Regions from separate parts of the Homo sapiens genome. Here all the other regions are linked to region 3. The links are chromatin contacts, found by Hi-C or POLR2A ChIA-PET in ENCODE. All regions are on one chromosome and are shown on one strand. The core of a region is the stretch at or near the end of the contact, and the rest is flanking DNA. Distances in the headings are between cores, read along the strand shown.

Region 1 (3,727 bases), core at 219-2,718, 360 kb before region 3:
CTAAGAATCTCACCAAAGTCTGTCTACCATGTGAAACTGCAGATGACCTCACAGAAAATGGAAAGAAGTATCTCTAAAAATAAGTTTATTTGGCAACACACTACAGGCTACAGGTCCAGTTCTGATTTTTTTTCTTTTTTTTTTTTGAGATGGAGTCTTGCTGTGTCACCCAGGCTAGACTGCAGTGGTGCAATCTCAGCTCACTGCAACCTCTGTCTCCTGGGTTCCAGCGATTCTCCTGCCTCAGCCTCCCAAGTAGCTAGGATTACAGGCGCCTGCCACCACGCCCAGCTAATTTTTGTATTTTTAGTAGAAATGGGATTTCACCATGTTGGCCAGGCTGGTCGTGAACTCCTGACCTCATGATCCACTTGCCTTGGCCTCCCAAAGTGATGGGATTATAGGTGTGAGCCACCGCACCTGGTCCACTTCAGATATTTAGATACAGACGGCAAATTTATTTAAATGTCTCAATACATTTAAATGTAGTTACCTAAATATATCTAATATATTTAAATGCAGAGAGCAAATTTGCGTTTACAAATCTGACATGGAATTCAACTGTGCTAGCCAAGATTCGGTGTAGCTTACTAGCCAGAAATCACATACCCTAACAGGTAAAAATGCATTGCATTTTTTAAAACTGCGCAGCTATGCAAATTAGGATGTGTCTGGACGCTCTACTGTCCCCAAAATAACCTCAATTTTTTTTTAAAGGCCAGGCACAGTGCATTACGCCTGTAATTCCAGCGCTTTGGGGGGCCAAGGCGGGCGGACTGCTTGAGCTCCGGAGTTCCAGACCAGCTTGGGCAACATAGCTAAATCCCCGTCTCTACAAAAAAATAAAGTAAAAATTAAAAATAAAATAATATAAAAATAAAAATAAAAGGGGAGAGAGAACAGGTAGGAAGGAAATGCATTCAGTCTATAGGGATTTCACGTTCCGGCTTCAAGTCCACGGCCCTGTGATGGGATGTGGGCAGGGCCTGAGACAGGCCGAACCCAACTCTTCACAGGGCCGAATTCTTTGCCCGCAGCCCAGCACCCCGAAGGAGCTTGCCTCGGCTTCAAGGCGCACCTAATGGGCACCGGATCGCTGGGGCGCTGAGGATGCCGCTCCGGGGCCTCCACGAGGCGGCCTCGCCACGCGCCTCGGCCATGTTCCCCCCATTTCCAGGGAGGTTGGACGCCGTGGTTCTTAAAGAGGGCGCGCGAGAGGGGCGACCGCGAGCCCAGCTCACCTCGAGCTCTCAGCTCGCTCCAAGGATGCAACACCGGATCCGCCTCGGGGACTGGGAAAGTTCCCTCCACGGCTCCCACAGGCGCCCCGCCTCCTGGGCTCCCAACGGCTGCTTTCGACGTTGTGCTCCACCCTTTCCGGGCGGGGCGGAAAAAATACTTCCCGTCTCTCCTTTTCGCCTAGTGGCTCTGTCAAAGGTCGAGTCCGTGACGTCAAAGAGCCTGGACCAATCAGAGCACACCGGACTGCGTTTTTTCCGAACGCCAGCAGCAGGGTCAGAAGGGAGGTAGTCGCCCTCCGTCGTGGCCTGGCGTGGATTCCGAGCGTTGGTGTCTGGCGGTTTCCGACCGTTGGTGTCTGGCACGCGCCACCCCGATGTACCAGGTAAAGCCCTATCACGGGGTCGGCGCCCCTCTCCGTGTGGAGCCCACCTGCATGTACTGGCTCCCCAACATGCACGGCAGGAGCGGCGGCCCAGCACTCGGCACTGGCCACTTGCAGGTAGGAGCGCGGGGCCCCCCCGCCCACTGCGCACGCGCGGCGGCCCGTTGCTGGCCCAGGTGCCCCTAGGCCGGATAGAGTGCGTCCCAACCGATTCGCGGCCCCACCCCGGCATCTGTGCCGGCCGGCCAGGGGGTCACCCAGATTTTTATGTTTTAAAAGATTTATTCAGGCCGGGCGCCGTGGCTCACGCCTGTAATCCCGGCACTTTGGGAGGCCGAGGCGGGCGGATCACCTGAGATCAAGAGTTCGAGACCAGTCTGGCCAACATGGTGAAACCTCGTCTCTACTAAAAATGCAAAAATTAGCCGGGCATGTGTCGGGCGCCTGTAATCCCAGCTACTCGGGAGGCTGAGGCAGGAGAATGGTTTGAACCCTGGAGGCGGAGCTTGCAGTGAGCTGAGATCGAGCCATTGCACTCGAGCCTGGGCAGCAAGAGTGAAACTCCGTCTCAAAAAAAAAATTATTATATATATATATATTTTTATATATGTTAAATATACCTTTATTATGCGTATTATACATATTGTATATTATGTGTAATATATAACATGATATATTATAAAATATATATTATATATATATATATCTTTCCTGGTCGAGCGCGGTGGTTCACGCCTGGAATCTCAGCGCTTTGGGAGACCGAAGCGGGAGGATTGCTTGAGCCCGGAGAGTTTGAGACCACCCTGAGCAACATAGCAAGACCCTTGTCTCTATGTTTTTTTTTTTTTTTGAGTTGGAGTCTTGCTCTGTCGCCCAGGCTGGAATGCAGTGGCCTGATCTCGGCTCACTGCAAGCTCCACCTCCCGGGTTCACGCCATTCTCCTGCCTCAGCCTCCCCAGTAGATGGGACTACAGGCGCCCGCCACCATGCCTGGCTAACTTTTTTTTGTATTTTTAGTAGAGACATGGTTTCACCGTGTTAGCCAGGATGGTCTCGATCTCCTGACCTCGTGATTCGCCTGCCTCGGCCTCCCAAATTGCTGGGATTACAGGCGTGAGCCACCACGCCCAGCTGCCTTGTCTCTATTTTTTAAATGTTTTAATTAAAATAAAAATCTATCCATATTTTTTCTTTTTTTTTGCGTATGGCTGCTTAAACATTTTAGTTCAGAATTCTATCCTCTGAAAAGTGAGTAGCACATAAATGCTCATTTTGAGGAATTACAAAGCGAACCCCAGGGTCACCACCTCCCAGGTTGACACACATTGTGACCGCTCCATTCTTTCCACTTAAACCTTCCCCACCAACATCCCAGGGCCCGATTTTTATGGTAATTATGTCCTGCTTGTCTCTATTATTTTGTCAGCTAAGTATCCCTAAACAATATGGTCTGGTTTTTTGTTTGTTTTTGTTTGTTTGTTTTTTTCAGACGGAGTTTCACTCTGTCACCCAGGCTGGAGTGCAGTGGCATGATCTCGGCTCACTGCCACCTTGGCCTCCTGGGTTCAAGGAATTCTCAGGCCTCAGCCTCATGAGTAGCTGAGATTACAGGCGCTGTCCACTGCACCTGGCTAATTTTTGTATTTTTAGTAGAGACGGGGTTTTGCCATGTTGACCAGGCTGGTCTTGAACTCCTGACCTCAGGCGATCCGCCCGCCTTGAACTCCCAAAGTGCTGGGATTACAGGTGTGAGCCACCGTGCCCGGCACCTAAACAACATAGTTTTGATATAGGTAAGCATACAGCATATATTTTGATGTATTTCAGGTAATTTAGTCTAAGAACAGGAAAGGACAGAAAATGAACACAATTTGTAGTTCTTTGTTGTTAACAAACTAAGAATACTTTGCTTAAATAAGTAGCAATGAGAATGTAACTCAGTAATTCATACAAATAGACAAGAAGACAAGAAAATGATTTGAGGACAGCTTCAATCGCGGTGTGAAGAAGAAAGCAACAAAACGACCACTGAAAACAATGCCGGTGAGTCAGCCAGTTTTGTTTTTGAATCTTGTCAGGGAAGCAGCCCAGCTATTCGGGAG
Region 2 (3,766 bases), core at 1,203-3,702, 300 kb before region 3:
GAGGTCAGCATTACCATGATACCAAAGCCAAACAAAGACACTACAAGAAAAACAAAAACAGAAACAAAACAAACTACAGACCAATAACTCTGATAAATATTGATGTAAACATCAACAAAATACCAGCAAACCAAATTCAACAGCACGGCAAAAGAATTATACACCATGGGCCAGGCACAAGAATCACTCAAACCTGGGAGGCGGAGGTTGCAGTGAGCCGAGATTGTGCTACTGCACTCCAGCCTGGGTGACAGAGTGAGATTCTATCTCAAAAAAAAAAAAAAAAAAAAAAAAGGAGCTGAATTGAAAAAAAATAGATTAATATACCAACGGAATAGAATACAGAGTCTAGAAATAAACCCTTGCGCATATGGTCAAAAGACTTGACAAGGGTGCCATGAGCACTTAATGGGCAAAGGACAATCTCTTCAACAAATGGCATTGGGAAAACTGAATATCCAAACCAAAGAATGTAGTTGGATCCTTATCTTATACCATATACAAAATTTAACTCCAAATGGATTAAAGACCTAAATGTAAGACCCCAAACCATAGGGAAAAAGCCTCATGACACTGGGTTTGGCAATAATTTCTTGCCTGTGATACCAAAAGCACAAGCCACAAAAGAAAAAATAGACAAATAGGACAACATTAAACTTAAACATGTTTTTTCATTACAGGACACAATCAATAGAATCAAAAGGCAACCTATAGAATGGGGAAAATATTTGTAAATTATATATCTGATAAGGAGTGAAAATCTGAAATATATAAAAATTCCTATAATTCAACAACAAAAAAATCAACCCAATTTAAAAGTGGGCAGTGGATTTTAACAGACATTTCTCCAGAGATGATATATGCTATGGTCTGAAATGTGTCTCCTCAAATCATGTATTGGAAACTTAGTCCCCAGTGTGACAACTGGGAGGTAGTGTGTTTTGGGAGGTGCTTAGGTCATGACGGCTCTGCCAAACGGATTAATGCCATTATAAAAAGGGATTTCAGGAGTGGGTTCACTGTCTTCTAATCTTCTGCCATGTGAGGACACAGTAATCCTCCCCTCTGAAAGACACAGCAAAAAGCAAGATGCTGGCACCTTGATCTTGGATTTCCCAGCCTCCAGAACTGTGAGAAATAATTTTTGCTTTGCTTTGCTTTGTTTTACTTTTCAGCAACCTCTTGTCCAACAGAAGAAACAAATTTGTTTTTTTATAAATTATACAGGCTCAGATATTCTTATATACATTAGCAGCACAAAATAGACTAAGACAGTATACAAATCACCAACAAGCAGATGAAAATGGCCAACTAATCATCAGAGAAATGCAAATCAGAACTACAGAGAGCTATCTCCTTATACCCAGAAGGACAGCTACTATTTAAAAAGTGTGTAAATGACAAGTGTTGGGAAGAATGTGAAGAAATTGGGGCCCTTGCGCACTGTTGATGGGGGCTATAAAATAGTGCAAATGATACAGAAAAAAAGCATGGCCTTTCCTCAAAAATTTAAAAATAAAGGCCAGGAGTGGTGGCTCACACCTCAAATTCCAGCACTTTGGGAGGCTGAGGTGGCAGATCACCTGAGGCCAGGAGTTCGAGACCAGCTTGGCCAACATGGTGAAACACCATTTCCACTAAAAATACAAAATTAGCTGGGTGTGGTGGCGGGCACCTGTAATCCCAGCTACTCAGGAGGCTGAGGCAGGAGAATCACTTGAACCCGGGAGGCAGAGGTTGCAGTGAGCTGAGATTGTGCCACTGCACTCCAGCCTGGATGACAGAGCGAGACTTCATCTCAAAATAAATAAATAAATAAATAAATAAAGCTACCATACGATCCAGCAATCCCACTTTTGGGTACATACCAAACAGAACTGAAAAGAAAGGTCTTGAAGAGATATTGATACACCCATGTTGATAGCAACACTATTTTCAATGGCCAAGAGGTGGAAGCAACCCAGATGTCCATCAATGAATGAATGGATGAACAAAATGTGGTTTATACATATAATGGAATATTATTCAGTGTTTAAAAGAAATTCTGGGCCAGGTGCAGTGGCTCACACCTGTAATCCCAGCACTTTGGGAGGCCAAGGTGGGTGGATCACCTGAGGTCAGGAGTTCGAGACCAGCATGACCAACGTGGTGAAACCCTGTCTCTACTAAAAATACAAAATTACCCAGGCCTGGTGATGGGCGTCTGTAATCTCAGCTACTTGGGAGCTTGAGGCAGGAGAATCGCTTGAACCAGAGAGGCAGAGGTTACAGTGAGCCTAGATCACACCACTGCACTCCAGCCTGGGTGACAAGAGCGAAACTCTGTCTCAAAAAATAAAGAAAAAAAGAAATTCTGACACATACTACAGTATAAACGAAACTGGAAGACATCAAGCTAGGTGAAATAAGGCAGTCACAAAATGACAAATATTGTATGATTCCACTTTTCGGTGGTGCCTAGAGATATTAAATTAATAGGAACAGAAAGTAGAATGGTGGCTGTCAGAAACCGCAGGGAGGAGGGAGTAGGGGTTCTTTAAAACTGTTTCAGTTTTGCAAGATGAAAAGGTCCTGGAGATGTTTCACAACAGTGTGAATATACTTAACACTAATGAACTGTACACGTGGTTAAAAGTGAATTCTAGTGTTTTGTTTGTTTTTTTGTTTTTTTTTTACCGTAAGTAAAATAAAACATAACCTAAAGAGAGGGAAAAAACAGAGGGACAGAAGAGTGCTGGAAAGAAAGCTGCAGCATGGAAATGATACTAGCAATTAATATTTCAGAGTTCTCAGTCTAAACATTAAAAAAAAAAAAAAAAGTCCTGTAGAAGTGGAAGGGGAGGTCCCTGGAGTTGAGGGGTACCTCAAGGCCTGGGTTCAGAGGGTGTCTCTGTGGACATGGAGCCCTCCTGGGAGGAGGCTAGATGGTGGAGGGGATGTCTGTGGACCAGGAGCCCACTGCTTGGGAAACACTGCAAGGATGCCACGGGGATGGGAGGGGCAGGACACAATGGGAGAGGCAGCAGAGGATTCAGGGTGGGACCAGCCAGAGGGGAGGGGAAGCCTAGTGGTGGCAACAGAATTTGAACAGCCACAAACATGAGTCCCAAGCACGACGCTCCCAAGGCTGGAGGGCAGACATAGCCGCCACCCAGAAGGAAAGCACAGGCACGGTCTCCCTGAGGACCTGGAGGGAATGGGGGCGGGGTGCCAATGTCAAGGGAAGGGGAGGGGAGGGGAGAAGTGACTGGGCGAGGGCTCAGCGGTGGAGGGAGCCAGGTTGGGGCTGAGCAGAGAGCTCAAGAGAGAAAGAAACCAAGGGAGGGGGTCAGGGTGAAGGGGTCTCAGGAGGTGACATGGAAGACAACAGGGAGGACAGGTGGAGACCTCAGGGTGCCGGCTGAGTCCCAGGCCCTTCCTGATGGGTTTGGGTGGAGCAGCTCTGCTGCTCCGGTCCCTCTAAGGAGGGCCTCAGCCTAGGGCGCAGCAGAGAAGGTGGGATGGAGACTGCCATCACCCGGATGCCACCCTGACTCACTGTTGGTCCCCCTACAGGTCAGCAGCGGACTAAAGCCACAACCCCAGCCAGGTGAGTGCTGGGCCTCCCCAGGGTGGGTTGGGGGGTGCATGTGCAGGCAGTGGGCTGATTTGGGAAACAGGGAGTGTGCTGCTAAGAACCCCACAAACCCAGCCTGCCACGGCCATTGTTGCATCCCCAACTTACCCATCCTTGTTCTCCTTTGTCCTCTAGGGGCCAGGCTCTTGA
Region 3 (3,408 bases), core at 482-2,981:
AGACTTTCAACATCCTTCATCTAGCCTCCTCCTCTCATCTTCTCTCCTCTAAAGTGGGCTATTTTTCTTTAATTCCCAAATTCCAATAGCAGATGTAAAAGTTAGGGCTAACGCATCAGATCACGAACACAAGACTGATGTGTCCAACAGCAGAAAAAGCTAGTCCAGAAGTTTAAGCACATGGTCCACTTGACTAACCACCACGTGGGACCCTCAGGGCCCCTGGTCCCCAGGCAATGGCAGGGACACCAAGGCCAGGTCTACCCTCAAATCCTTCCCAATGGCACGACAGACCGCTGGGGGACCAAGACCTACAATCTAAGAAAATCAGATTGGAGCTGGCTAGCCTGGTGGAGGGTGGCTAGCCTAGGTCTGCAAAGGGCACAGGAAAGATGGGAAGGAGAAAGAACCCCAAATCCCCCATGTCGGCAGCAAAGGAGAGACCCTTACTGGTACCACCGATGGTGTTTCCATGCCAAAGGCGAGGGGTTGGCGGGGTTCTAAATTGAAACTTCTATATAGACTCGAAGAGGCAGTGCACAAGAGGGTGGGAAAGCTGACGATCTTCCAGAACGACACTTTGAGAGGCAGGAGGGAAGTAAGGCTTGGGTGGCTGGAAAAAAAAAATCCAATCCAGCTAACAAGTCTTTATGTAGCATCTCCTAGTTCCTAGCACTAGGATGCAACAGACCTGGAGTCTGACCGGGAATGCGAGTAATGACTGTATAACAGAGAAGAGAGACGAGGGGCTTTTAAAAAGTTACTCGGAAATTTTTTTGTTTTTTTTTTTTTTTAAGGCAAAGTGTGAGAGCTGTGGCCAGGGAGCTGCTGCACGGAGGGGCATGAGCTGAGAAGGGCCTGGCCTGGGACGGGGAGGACAAGCAGTCTCTGCTAAGGAAGGTATTTCCCGCGGCCGAGCAACTGGGAAGAAGGAGACCCCAATGACCCAGCACTAAGATCGCCGGAGCGAAAGGAAACAGAGGTGAGGAGGACCCAGGCGAGGTGCCTGGGTGGAGGGCAAGGCTTCCATGTTGGCCAAAGTCGTGGAACGCTTGGACCTGGGGAACCGCAAGGCCCAGCTCGTTCCGAGGGGAACCCAAAGGCGCGCTGGGGAGAACTCCGGGAAGCGCGGGGCCCGGCCACCCTAGGACGCTAGGGTCGGGGGCCCCCAGGCGGCCCAGGGCAGGGCTTGGCAGGGGCCCGGGGGCGACCGTTAGGAGCGCGGGGGTGGAAGGCAGCGCGCCGGCCCGGGAGGACGGCGTGCCCTTCAGGGAGGGGCGCCAGGTGCGAGGGGGGCGAGCGGTCGCCCCCTAAGCCGGGCGCCGGCCTCCCGGGGCCTCCCCGAGGCTGGCCGGCTCTGGGGGAGGGTCCCGGCGGCGGGGATGGGCCGGAGCGGGCGGGAGAGCGGGAGGACGCACCGGGCTGCGGCGGCCTCGGGGAGGAGACGGGGGAGGGTCCTCGCTGGCGGCCCGCGCGCTGGCTCCGGCGCTTCTCTAGCTCGCGGGCTCGGCGCGGCCGCCGCGGCGTCGGGGGCGGGCCTGCCCCGGGGCTGGGCTGCGGGCCGGGGGCCGCGGGGCCACTGGGCGCTTACCGCGGGCGGCGCGAGGGTCCGGTCCCGGGGCGTGGGCGGCGCGCGGCGGGCGGGGGCCGGGGACGGCGACGGCGGCTAGCAGCGGGGGAGGGGGCGCTGGCGCTCCCGCGGCGGCCGCTCCTCTGTGTTTGTGTTTGTAGCAAGATGGCTGCCCGCCTCGCACCACGTGACGCGGACGCGGGGCCGCGGGGCCGCCCCTTCCACCGCCGCCGCCGCCGCCGCCGCCGCCGCCGCCGCCGCCGCCGCCGCCGCCGCCGCCGCCGCCGCCGCCGCCTCCCTCCGCGGCTCCGGCCCGCGCCACCTCTCCTCGTGCGCTGCTCGCGTGCCGCGCGCGCCACTGCCCGGACGCCCGTCGCCCCCGACAGCCCCCCCCCTCCCCGCCCCGACACGTGACCTGGGCGCCCGGCTGGTCACGTGACGGGGGCCCCCAGCTGCGGGCGGGATCGGCCCCAGAGCGGCCTCCTCTCCCCCACCTCCCCCGGCCCCGCGACGCGCGACCTCTGGGACCGAGGCCGCGGCCTCCCTGGCGGTCCGGTTTCCTCCAGGAAGCCCGCCTGGATGACAGGAGACAATAAAATCCAGAACCCTTCATCAGGCGTCCTGGGATGTGTGAAATAAGTGGCTCAGGCAAATAAGTTGACTCTCAGGAGCCTCTTTATTTTTTTAATTATTTATTTAATTATTGAGACAGAGTGTTGCTCTGTCCCCCAGGTTGCAGTCCAGTGGCGCGATCTCGGCTCACTGCAGCCTCCGCCTCCCGGATTCAAGTGATTCTCATGCCTTGGCCTCCCGAGTAGCTGAGATTACAAGCACACACCACCACGTTTGGCTTATTTTTGTTGGCCAGGCTGGTCTAGAACTCCTGACCACTCAAGTGATCCGCCTGTCTCGCCCTCCCAAAGTGCTGGGATTACAGGCGTGAGCCACCGCGCCCGGCCCCTATTTATTTATTTTTTTGAAGCAGGGTCTCACTCTGTTGCCCCAGCTGCAGTGTACTAGCCCGATCTCGGCTTACGGCAGCCTCCAACTCCCGTGTCTCAAGCGATCCTCCCATCTCAGCCTCCTGAATTGTTGGGACTATAGGTGTGCACCATCACACCCAGATAACTTTTTTATTCTCTGTAAAGACTGGGCGGGTGGCGTGTCTCATAACATTGCCCAGGCTGGTCTTGAACTCCTGGTCTCAAGGGATCCTCCTGCCACAGCCTCTTGAGTAGCTGGGACTACAGCTGTGTGCCACCACACCCAACTAATTTTTTTAATTTATTGTATTTGTTGTTTGTTTGTTTTCCAAGACAGAGTCTTGCTCTGTCGCCCAGGCTGGAGTGCAGTGGCGCGATCACGGTTAACTGCATCCTGCGCCTCCTGGGCTCAAGCAATCCTCCTGCCTCAAGCACCCTGAGTAGCTAGGACTACCAGGGCACACCACCACGCCCAGCTTTTTTTTTTTTTTTTTTTTTTTTTTTGTAGAGACAGGGTTTCCCCCATGTTGCCCAGGCTGGTCTTGAACTCCTGGACCCAAATGATCCTCCTTCCAAAGTGCCGGGAACTCCTGGACCCAAATGGATCCTCCTTCCAAGGTGCCGGGATGACAGGCATGAGCCGCCACGCCTGGCCTCTCAAAAGCCTCCGTTTCTCTTACAGAAGGATGTTAACACTGCTCTGCACCCAACCCCCGACCCCCAACTCCACACTCTTCCTTGAGTGCTGTAAGAATTAAAATAAGTGAATGTGAAAGGCTTTGACAAGAGAGAAACTGCTATGCAAATGTGAGGTGACTGAAACCCCCTTTGTTTAAAAAAAGGACTTTTCAAGAA

Evidence for each region. Hi-C counts contacts between places; a loop is a spot of excess contacts on that map. ChIA-PET counts read pairs that join two places held with the same protein, here RNA polymerase II (POLR2A). Pooled maps may share reads with other maps.
Region 1: a pooled map shows a loop between it and region 3 (5-fold over the local background). The contact joins the promoter of STAG3L5P-PVRIG2P-PILRB here to the promoter of GIGYF1 in region 3. A Hi-C loop is called at or near these places in 1 of 168 maps with a recorded cell type or tissue (CD8-positive, alpha-beta T cell) and 4 of 50 pooled maps. POLR2A ChIA-PET finds 5 or more read pairs at or near these places in 2 of 52 experiments (A673 and activated CD4-positive, alpha-beta T cell).
Region 2: a pooled map shows a loop between it and region 3 (5-fold over the local background). The contact joins the enhancer-like site here to the promoter of GIGYF1 in region 3. A Hi-C loop is called at or near these places in 3 of 50 pooled maps. POLR2A ChIA-PET finds 5 or more read pairs at or near these places in 2 of 52 experiments (GM12878 and activated T-cell).

The regions. Positions count from the first base shown.
Region 1 is chr7:100,334,597-100,338,323 of GRCh38, forward strand. STAG3L5P-PVRIG2P-PILRB (STAG3L5P-PVRIG2P-PILRB readthrough) reads left to right here and starts at 1,469. Exons shown (of 17, transcript NR_036570.1): 1 at 1,469-1,741; 2 at 3,583-3,668. It also overlaps the pseudogene PMS2P1 and the pseudogene STAG3L5P. RefSeq lists enhancers at 571-1,449, 1,138-1,277 and a silencer at 1,768-1,837.
Region 2 is chr7:100,394,324-100,398,089 of GRCh38, forward strand. It overlaps PILRA (paired immunoglobin like type 2 receptor alpha), which reads left to right. Exons shown (of 7, transcript NM_013439.3): 4 at 3,556-3,589. Among named protein-coding and RNA genes, the nearest start is that of PILRA, 23 kb to the left of the region's middle. RefSeq lists enhancers at 2,532-2,581, 3,449-3,766. Within about 2 kb of position 2,453, at least 6 of the 41 ENCODE cell types and tissues checked have a DNase peak (open chromatin) inside an H3K27ac peak, as active enhancers do; they include GM12878, where a contact is called at or near this core.
Region 3 is chr7:100,692,519-100,695,926 of GRCh38, forward strand. It overlaps GIGYF1 (GRB10 interacting GYF protein 1), which reads right to left and starts at 1,732. Exons shown (of 27, transcript NM_001375765.1): 1 at 1,592-1,732. RefSeq lists a cis regulatory region at 806-2,299, silencers at 1,161-1,280, 1,451-1,550, 1,991-2,150 and an enhancer at 2,838-3,408.